Linked DNA regions of Homo sapiens: region 2 is linked to region 1. Evidence: read pairs that join two places in POLR2A ChIA-PET (ENCODE). Cell type or tissue: A673. All regions are shown on one strand. Links, peaks and the distances in the headings refer to the core of each region. The heading gives the core; the rest is flanking DNA.

Region 1 (5,392 bases), core at 192-5,191:
AACAAGTGTCAGAGGTGTGTGAGCCAGAGCAACTCCATCTTAAATAGGAGCTGGGTAAAATGAGGCTGAAACCTACTGGGCTGTGTTCCTAGACGGTTAAGGCATTCTAAGTCACAGGATGAGATAGGAGGTCAGCACAAAATGCAGGTCATAAAGACCTTGCTGATAAAACAGGTTCCAGTAAAGGAGCCAGCCAAAACCCACCAAAATCAAAATGGCGATGAGAGTGACCTCTGGTTGTCCTCACTACTACACTCCCACTGGCTCCATGACAGTTTACAAATGCCATGGTACAATGTCAGGAAGTTACCCAATATTGTCTAAAAAGGGGAGGCATGAATAATCCACCCCTTGTTTAGCATATCATCAAAAAATAACCATAAAAATAGGCAACCAGCAGCCCTCAGGGCTGCTCTGTCTATGGAGTGGCCATTCTTTTATTCTTTTACTTTCTTAATAAACTGGCTTTCACTTTGCACAGCAGACTCGCCCTGAATTCTTTCTTGTGCGAGATCTAAGAACTCTATCCATGGGTCTGGATCGGGAACCCTTTCTGGTAACACAAGCGCTTGGTAAGAAAGGTCTCAGTGGCAGAGAGGGATTGCATAAAGGACCTCTGAGTATGTGTTTCTGCATCGCATAAGGCCAATATGATGGGAAGCACTAGATAAAAACAAAATGTCCAAATCTCTTCTTAAAAAGGATACATTTCCCAGTATAAAGTTAATCTGTTACAAAATAGTTATGTTTTCTAAGGAAATTTAGAATAAAGAAGTAAGAGTTAAAAAAGTTATTCCCAATACCTCACTATTACCCATTACCACTGGTATATTTTTCATAGTCTAGAATAATGGACCCGTTTCTGTTTGCTTTTTTATATAACTCCAAAATATGATAGAAACAATTGCTATCATGCAAAACTTACTTTAAATTTAAATTTAAATAAAAATTAGATCCTTATTAAAATTAATTGGTTAATTAATCACCTGAAGAATAAATCCATGGGATTATCCACAAAGAAACATAACTAAAAAATGAGCAATTTTATTCTACAATATATGTATACTTCAAAACATCATATTGTACATAATCAATAGTACAATTTTATTTGCCAATTTAAAATGAAATAATCAATATTGTCCAGCAAATTTTAAACACAAACTGCAAAAATGCAATTCTAAAATGCATACCTACCATATAAGCGTTATGCTCCTTTATGTCAAGCAACTGTAGACATTTTAATTTAGTATTAAAAAAAGGAAATTCACTCCAGTTGTGATAATTAGCAGGAAAGTAAATAGAGTTCAGAAAATGTTAAAAGTTTGATCAAGATAAAAACAATACAGATAGAAGCTTTTGCCAGCAAGAAAAGCAAAGAAAGGTAAATACTTATCCATGCAGGAGATAGAGAGTTGACTTATTCCTATTCCCAAAATTCCTGACCATGAGGGAAAAAAATAGCTCACTGGGAGACATGTATTCACATTATAAAGAGTAAATGAGTTAAGAAAGGTCAGGGATAACTTACAGGAATATATTATGCACTATAAATCATTTTTTCCTAAATGTAGAAAGCATTGAAGAATAAACGTTGAATGTTGTCTATTTTTTCCAGCAAAATAACAGGACTTTCAAAAAATATCAAACAAATAGTTCAAAAACATAGCAATTCAGCAGAGGATAAATGTCTTGGAATGCATTGGCACAAATTGTCTATTTAGAATGCACTTTGGCCCAATTAGATGAGATGACTATGCAAAAAAAATTTTTTTTGAACAAATGTTTTTGTTCAAAAAAAATTTGTTGAATAAAATGTTAATGAATGGTAACATAATTATTGTGCCAATTGCTAAGCTAATTGCTCATTAATTAAACTATGAACATTCATGGGGAATAAATATTTGGAGAATAGAGGTGTGGATGGCATAGATGAATTAATCAAAGCCAATGAGTACAGTGGGTAAGAGTTTGGGCTACTTCCTAGTTGCATGATTTCGGGTGAGTTACTTCATATCTCTGCCTCATTTCCACATTTGTAAAATGAAAATAATAATATCTACCTCATAGGACTGCTGTTATGACAATTAAAGGAGATGAGTCATTTAAAGTCCATGACACAGTGCTGGCAGTAGACCCAGAAGGAACCAGCCATTGTACAAAGTAAAATAACTGTGGAATCAGATTTAGAATTCATGTTTTCTTCCCCCTTGTTTGATGTTATTTAGGAGGTGATACTAAAGACATTGTCATAGGCAAAGTCAGTAACCCCTGATATTTGAACTTGGTGCAAATTGATTACTATGCTATTTAAAGGTTCATTAAATTTAGTTATTACTGTAATCTCACCCTAAACTTAATGGTGTTGAAACAAGGACTGTCTAACCTCTAAATCAAAAACTAAATAAAAATGTAAAGATGCTAAATGCAATCCTGTGGTTATGTATTCATCCACCATATGGTGTCTTAATGTGTTTCTTAGCATCTGGTGGAATAAAGCCAAGATGCTGGGTTTGATCCCATTTGGGTCTGTTAACCGCTTTAGTGCATGTTTAGCTAAGTCATACTTGGCTTGCCAGCTTGCAAAGGCATGATTTTGGAAGGAACAGTAGTGAGTTATGGGGGTAAGTGATAGTTAAGAAGACAGGGGAAGGTGTTCATTCCTAATGATGGTAGGCTGCTTCAATAATAGCAGATTCATGCATAAAAGACAGTATAACATGATGTGTTCATCTAGAAGCACACAAAATTTCAAAGACATACCGAAAAAGTCAGAAATAGAAAAAGGTTAATCTCAGTTTGCTATATGGTCATATTTACCCCTCCAAAAAATGTAAAGTCAATATTCCAATAATCTCAAAAGTGCATTCTAACTTCCTCTTGGTTCCAATTGTTTTCATTAGCTTTAGTTCTCCATATGAGACTTCTTATTAGGCCTGTTACATATTTCTGTAATCTTTCAGGAGGTCAGGACCCCAGTCTCCTGCTATGCCCTTCATTATTCATTAGATAAGATCGAGATTATCTTCTCACCTGGAGGGCAGTGACAAAACTTTGGTGTAATTTAGGATCTCTTCTAATCTTTCCATCTGTTTGGATTAGGGAAGATTCCTGTGAATGCTCAATTTCTTTGATCTTTTATTCAAAGGTCCTGGTTTGATAAGGTGGTTGGCAAGATTCTAGCGCCTTACTTTTTCCTTGGTCTTTTATTGAACCGAATTCCCTAAATTTTGCTTTAGGAAGAAAAAAGGCAATTCTTTAAGTGTAATGGGCTGCAGGGTCTCTGAAATTTAATTTAATACGATCTTCCATTCTAAAGGACAAAATAATATAACCATCTTTGCTGTGAACTGTGTGTAGAATATACTTGTATCAACTTCCCTTGCTTGCTGAGAGCATGTTGGGATAAATCACTGTGGTGTGATTTATGAAGTCCCCTCCTTCTCTCAGTCTCTCCCCAGCCTATTTGAGTTTCCTATCCAGGCATCAGGCCTTTCCTGACAGATATGATAGAATTGGTACTGGTAGTCACTCCCAGCAGGGTCTGTCTTTGATGTTTTATTAAGTGTATGATTTACTGTCTCTTCTTTTGATTTACTAACTAAAGTAAGAAATAAGAACGTTAGGTTGGTAACAATATCCAAATGGCCACTTTTAAGAAATTGCTGGCCGGGCGAGGTGGCTTATGTCTGTAATCCCAGAACTTTGGGAGGCCAAGGCAGGCAGATCACCCGAGTTCAGTTTGAGACCAGCCTGCCCAACATGGCGAAACCCCATCTCTCCTAAAAATACAAAAAAATAGCTGGGCGTGGTGGTGGGCACCTGTAATCCCAGCTACGCAGGAGAATCGCTTGAACCCAGGAGGTAGAGGTTGCAGTGAGCTGAGATCAGCCGCTGCACTCCAGCCTGGGCAGCAAGAGGGAAACTCCATCTTAAAAAAAAAAAAAAAAAGAAGGAAATTCCTTTAAATGTGTTAGTTTTCAGAACAGTGAGATCGCCACTAAGAGTATTTTCTCATCATCAAGTATATGGCTAGATTGGAAAGTGATTCTATAATCAAAAAATGCCATTCAAAGAAAGTTTAAGCAATTGGCTAGCAGGAAAAGTGGTTACCTTCTCCCTTCCCCCGTGTGTGTGTGTGTGTGTGTGTGTGTTTGTGTGTATGTAAACTTACAAATTCTTTCCCCTGGTTAAAATAAAACACACACACAAAACAATGATGACAACTGTAATTACATCCTGGCAACATTGAAAAAAAGAGAAATTGATCAGTGTTGCAAGCTTTTCTTTCTTCCTAATAATCATCGTTTCTGAATACTAGAAAATAGAATGCCTGATGTTTATCACTACACACTAAAGGACACTTTAGGGAAGGCTAATATTTTGGCCTTTGGGACCTTGTTATGCTTGAAGCTTTACTGGTGGAACATCAACATTCTTTGCTTTCTCTTTGTAAAATATTTGCTGTAAAGTGTAAATAAAGAAAGGAGAGTATTTCTTCACATTGCTATGCTAAAACATCTGGCATCTGGGGTTGTGTTTATACCCTTCTGCACTGCAGGCAGTGCAGGAAGCCTCCTTCAAAGCAGTCTGGATTTTTCTTTCACCTCCTTGAATGTCCAAAAAGTAACTTTTATGGTTTTTTTTTTTCTTTTGGAAGACGATTTTTGTCCAGCATATGGAGCATCTTAAATACTTGGGCCAAAAAACAAGTCACTAGAAAGGGAAGTTCTCCAATTTATCTTACAGAACACCTGCTTATATCCTAAAGGGCTCTGTGTCACTCAAGGCTCCACCTACATTCTCAATATATAAGATCCAAAAATAACATAGTGCTTTTTGGAATACAATCTCACTTTAAAATGCATTTCCACCTTGCCTGTTCCAAACAATATGATTACAAAGAATCAAACAATAGGATAAAGCAAATAAATAAGAACTTGGAGAGGAAATTAGGTAGAAATTGAATGGAAATTGAACAGAAAATAAGGACAGGGAAACAAAATTGAGTTTAATACACAGAATGCATGCTGTATGCTCATTACAGGTGAGCTGCAAATTTGGATCTGAATTTCCTAGCAAACTAATAAAAAAGAAACACTGAATTAATCATATGAGTTTTGACATCAAGAAAGAAAAACATGGTGGCTATGTCTGTAATCCCAGCACTTTGGGAGGCTGAGGCGGGCGGATCACCTGAGGTCAGGAGTTGGAGACCAGCCTGGCCAACATAGCAAAACCCCGTCTCTACTAAAAATACAAAAAAAAAAAAAAAAAAAATAGTCAGGCATGGTGGCAGGCGCCTGTAATCCCAGCTACTCGGGAGGCTGAAGCAGGAGAATTGCTTGAACCCAGAAGGCAGAGGTGGCAGTGAGCCGAGATCCTGCCGTTGCAC
Region 2 (5,392 bases), core at 273-5,272, 170 kb before region 1:
TGTGTAAGACCTGTACATTGGAAAATATATGCAAAAATCCCTAGGGAAATACTTAAATATATGTAGCAACACACTGTGTTCATGAATTGGAAATCTCAATATTGTTAAAATGTCAGTTATCTTCAAATTGATCAATAGATTTTATCCAAATCTGATCAAAATCCCAGTAGAATTTTTAAAAAATAGAAATTGACAATATGATTCTAAAATTTATATGTAAATATAACTAGAATAGAATTAAAAAATAGAAATTGACAATATGAGTCTAAACTTTATATATAAACATAACTGGAATAGCCAAAACAATTTTGAAAATAAGGACAGAGTTGGAGGACTTACACTACATGATTTCAAGACTTATTATAAAACTGTAGTTATCAAAAAAAATAGTATTGGTGTTAGGATAGTCATATAAATCAATAGAATGAAAGAATAATGTCAAAAAGAGACCCACCCATATGTGGTTATTTAATTTTTGTAGAACAAGATTCTAATGTAATTCAAAGAGGAAAACAGTATTTATTTCAACTAATGGTGCTGAAATGGAATATTCCTTTTGGAAAAATAATTACTTGTAATTCTTACCTAACACCATACTAAAAAATTACTCAAAATGGATCATATATTTAAAAGTATGTAGTGGTTTTAAACACATCTGCTCAGATTTAACCACATTTCAAAATGCAGAGCCTTTTTGAATATGGGCCAGTCTTGAATATGACCAGCCTTAGCAACTCACTCCAAGAGACTATAGGTGATACCATGACATTTGAGGCTAGGTCATATGATGTATGACATTTTGTTTCTGGCTCTTTCCCTCAAGAAGTTTGAACTCAGCCATGGTATCGTATTATAAAAAAGACCAGGCCACATGGTGAGGCCACAGGTAAGTGTTCTGCCTGACAACACCAGCTATGATCCCACCTGATAGACAATATCAACCATCAGACATGTGAGTGAATGAGACTTCAGGTGATTTCAGCTCCCAGCCTTCCAGTTGCCCTAACTGCCATTCCAGGTGCCCTAACTGCCATTGAGTAGAACAAAGACAAGCAGTGCTTACCAAACTCAGCTTAAATGCAGATTTATGAGCCAAATAAACATGGTTGTTGTTTTAAGCTTCTAAATTGTGGTACATTTTGTTATGCAGCAATAGATAATTAGAGCAATATAAAAGCTAAACTGCCAAACTTTTAAGAGAAGTATAAAAAAAATTCATAGTTAAGATGATATGGTTAGGGTGTGTTTCCCCACCCAAATCTCATCCTGAATTGTAATGCCCATAATCTCCATAATCCCCACATGTCAAGGGGAACACCAAGTGGGGGTATTGGAATAGTAGGGTTGGTTTCCCCTATGCTGTTATCATGACAATGAGTGAGTTCTCACGAGATCTGATGGTTTTATAAGGGGCTCTTCCTCCTTTGTTCAGCACTTCTCCTTCCTGCTGCCTTACGAAGAAGGTGCCTTGCTTCCTGTTCACCTTCCACTATGGCTGTACATTTCCTGAGTCTTCCCCAGCCATGCTAAACTGTGAATCAGTTAAACCTCTTTCTTTTATAAGTTACCCAGTCTCAGGCAGTTCTTTATAGCAGTATGAAAATGGACTAATACAGTAAATTGGTACCTCAGAGAGAGGGGTGCTGCTATAAAGATACCTGAAAATGTGGAAGCAACTTTGGAACTGGGTAACAGGAAGAGGTTGGAATAGTTTCCAGGGCTCAGAAGAACATAGAAAGATGTGGGAAAATTTGGATCTTCCTACAGACTTGTTGACTGGCTTTGACCAAAATGCTGATAGTGAAACGGACAATGAAGTCCAGGATGAGGTGGTCTCAGATGGAGATGAGGAACTTTTTGGGAACTGGAATAAAGTTGACTCTTGCTATACTTTAGCAAATAGACTGGCAGCATTTTGCCCTTGCCCTAGAGATCTGTGGAACTTTGAACTAAAGAAAGATAATTTAGGGTATCTGGCAGAAGAAATTTCTAAGCCCCAAAGCATGCAAGATGTGACTTGGGTGCTATTTAAAGCATTCAGTTTTATGCATTCACGAAGAGGTGGTTTGGAATTGGAACTTATGTTTAGTAGGGAAGCAGAACATAGAAGTTCAGAAAATTTGCAGCCTGATGATGGGATAGAAAAGAAAAACCCATTTTCTGAGAAGAAACCCAAGCTGGCTGCAGAAATTTGCATGAGTAAAAAGGAACCAAATGTTAGTCACCAAGACAATAGGAAAAATGTCTCCAGGGCCTATCAGAGGTCTGCATGGCAGCCCATCCCATCATAGGCCCAGAGGGCTAGGAAGAAAAAATGGTTTCCTGGGCTGGGCCCAGGGCCTTGCTGCTTTATGCAATCTTGGGACTTGGTGCCCTGTATCCCAGCCATGGCTAAAAGGGGCCAACATACAGCTCAGGCCATTGCTTCAAAGGGTGAAAGCCCTAGTCCTTGTTGGTTTCCACGTGGTGTTGGGCCTGTGGGTGCACAGAAGTCAAGAACTGAGGTTTGGGAACCTCTACCTAGATTTCAGAGGATGTATGGAAATGCCTGGATGTCCAGGCAGGAGTTTGCTGCAGGGGTGAGGTCCTCATGGAGAACCTCTGCTAGGGCAGTAAGGAAGTGAAATGTGGGGTCGAAGCCCCCACACAGAGTCCCCACTGGGGCACTGCCTAGAGGAGCTTTGAGAAGAGGGATACCATCCTCCAGACCCCAGAATTGTAGATCCACCAACAGCTTGCACCATGTGCCTGGAAAAGCTGCCGACACTCAACACCAATATGCGAAAGCAGCCGGGAGGGAGGCTATACCCTGCAAAGCCACAGGACAGAGCTGCCCAAGACCATGGGAACCCAGCTCTTGAATCAGTGTGACCTGGATGTGAGACATAGAATTAAAGGAGATCATTTCCGAGCTTTAAGATTTGACTGCCCCTCTGGATTTCAGAGTTGCATGGGGCCTTTAGCCCCTTCATTTTGGCCAATTTATCCCATTTGGAATGGTGTATTTGCCCAATACCTGTACGCCCATTGTATCTAGAAAGTAATTAACTCGCTTTTGATTTTACAGGCTCCCAGGCAGAAGGGACCTGCCTTGTCTCAGATTAGACTTTGGACTTGGACTTTTGGGTTAAAGCTGGAATAAATTAAGACTTTGGGGGACTATTGGGAAGGCATGACTTGCTTCGAAGAGTGAAAGCAACATGAGATTTTGTAGGGACCAAGAACAGAATGATATGGTTTGGCTGTGTCCCCAACAAAATCACATCTTGAATTGTAATCCTTATAATCCCCATAATCCCCATGTGTCAAGGGAGAGATGAGGTGAAGGTAAGTGAATCATAGTGAAGGTGATATGGTTAGGGTTTGTTTCCCCACCCAAATCTCATCTTGAATTGTAATGCCCATAATCTCCATAATCCCCATGTGTCAAGGGGAACACCAAATAAAGGTAATTGAATAATAGGGCTGGTTTCCCCATGCTGTTATCATGATAGTGAGTGAGTTCTCAGGAGATCTGATGGTTTTATAAGGGGCTCTTCCACCTTTGCTCAGTACTTCTCCTTCCTGCCACCTTGTGAAGAAGGTGTTTGCTTCCCCTTCTGCCATGACTGTAAATTTCCTGAGGCTTCCACAGACATGCAGAACTGTGAGTCAATTAAACCTCTTTCTTTTATAAATTACCCAGTCTTGGGCAGTTCTTTACAGCATTATGAAAGGGGATCAATACATAGGATTAGACAAAGATTTCTTTAAGGGATATTAAAAGCACAAACCACAAAAGAAAAATATTGGTAAATTAGTTATCAACACAATTAATAATAGTTCTGTCATTCTAAAGACAGTATAAAGAATGAAAAGGCAAACTTTACCATACATATATTTGACTCAAGTATTAGTATGCAGAACATGTAATGAATTCCCCTCTCTCAATAATATGAAGACAAATACCATATTTAAATCTTGGCAAAAGATTTGTATAGGTATTTTTAAAAGAAGATATATAAAGCCCAATAAGCATATGAAAAGATACCCAATGTCATTAATTGGTCATTAGAAAAATGCATATTTAAACCTTAGTGAGATGACACTATACATCCACTAGAATGGTTAAAATTATATAAACTGACAACACAAAAATTTTGCTAGTACATGGAGTGCCTGGAACTCGTATATTTTTAGTGGGAGTGCAAAACTGTGCAACACCTTTGGAAAACAGTTTGGTAGTTTTTGTAATCTAGTTTTTATATAGTTAAACACTTACCAAAGGACTCAGCAATTCCATTCTTAGGTATTTCACCAAAGGAAATGAAATCACATGACCATACAAATATTTGTACAACTTGGTCCTTAGATATATAGGATGATGCATTCTAAATTCTGTTCTTAATACCCTTTGTTGGTCAAGAATTTTAATTAGATTTACTATTCTTTTCCTTTCTTAAAGGACACACCCAGAGGATCCCATAGTCATGGGCTTACTTTGGTACCTCCCTTACTGTGCAGTGGACAGATGCTCTCCTGGTCTGATCCTATGCTGTGTGGTATTTCATGATGGTGGGTCCAGCATTCCATAAGCCATCGGATAGTGGTAGTGGTACAGGCAGAGTAGAGAAAGCAAAGGTATAATAACGATACATGCTGTATCCAGGGATTATCATTGTCAAGATTGTGAAACTTCCCTTTGGCTTACTATGCATAGTTTATTTATTTTGCATGGTTTATTTGCTTTGCATACTTATTTTCCCCAAACTTCTCTGGGTGTCAGGGAGTTTAGGCTGCTCTCAGAGGCACATCTTCAAACACTTCTATCTAGAAACTTAAAATTATATAAAATTATCACCCTTTCATCTTCCCTCACACTTCCTTCCTTAGTGGTCTGATCTCAGCAAGATGTTAAGGAGGGAGGTGATACGATATATTTTTGAATAAATGTAAATGATAACAAAATTTAAAATGTGTTACCTTTCTTGGAGTACCTTCCTTTTAATCAACAAAGATAGTCACAATTTCTTTTTTAATGTCACTGACTCAGCATAATTTTAACATATTTTCTAGGTATTAAACTTAATAAATTTTTATGTAGAGAGACTTCAATGAAATTTTAATTTACATCATATGTACAATTTCACATATTTATAAGGATATTCCTGGATATATGTAAATAAAATTTTTGCCAGAAGATATTACTAAAAAATGTAGAAGTCGAATCAACTCTTTTAAATTCAGCTTTCTAAAATGTAGATAAAGGCAGTCTCTTTATCATCTATAGGGAATCAGCAAGGATGAATGAGAGAAGTATTTTATTTTTTCCAGAGAACATCTACATATTAATACAATTTGTATACGCTTTTACAATAAATGGTCTGGATTAAGGTTTCTCTCCCTTATGACA

Evidence for each region. Peaks named below come from ENCODE experiments on the same cell type or tissue, not always from the same donor. Only the 100,000 strongest peaks of a DNase experiment are listed, where the experiment ranks them.
Region 2: POLR2A ChIA-PET joins it to region 1 with 10 read pairs; 2 of 35 experiments call an interaction of 5 or more read pairs at or near these places.

Annotation. Positions count from the first base shown.
Region 1 is chr5:128,823,927-128,829,318 of GRCh38, forward strand. The region is part of intron 4 of LOC105379168 (a long non-coding RNA gene); the gene reads left to right. Among named protein-coding and RNA genes, the nearest start is that of SLC27A6, 140 kb to the right of the region's middle. In A673, for the core only: no CTCF peak of the experiment used is centred there; no DNase peak of the experiment used is centred there.
Region 2 is chr5:128,658,175-128,663,566 of GRCh38, forward strand. LOC105379167 (a long non-coding RNA gene) reads right to left here and starts at 1,002. Exons shown (of 3, transcript XR_948768.3): 1 at 925-1,002. LOC105379168 (a long non-coding RNA gene) reads left to right here and starts at 3,683. Exons shown (of 7, transcript XR_001742460.1): 1 at 3,683-4,554. In A673, for the core only: no CTCF peak of the experiment used is centred there; no DNase peak of the experiment used is centred there.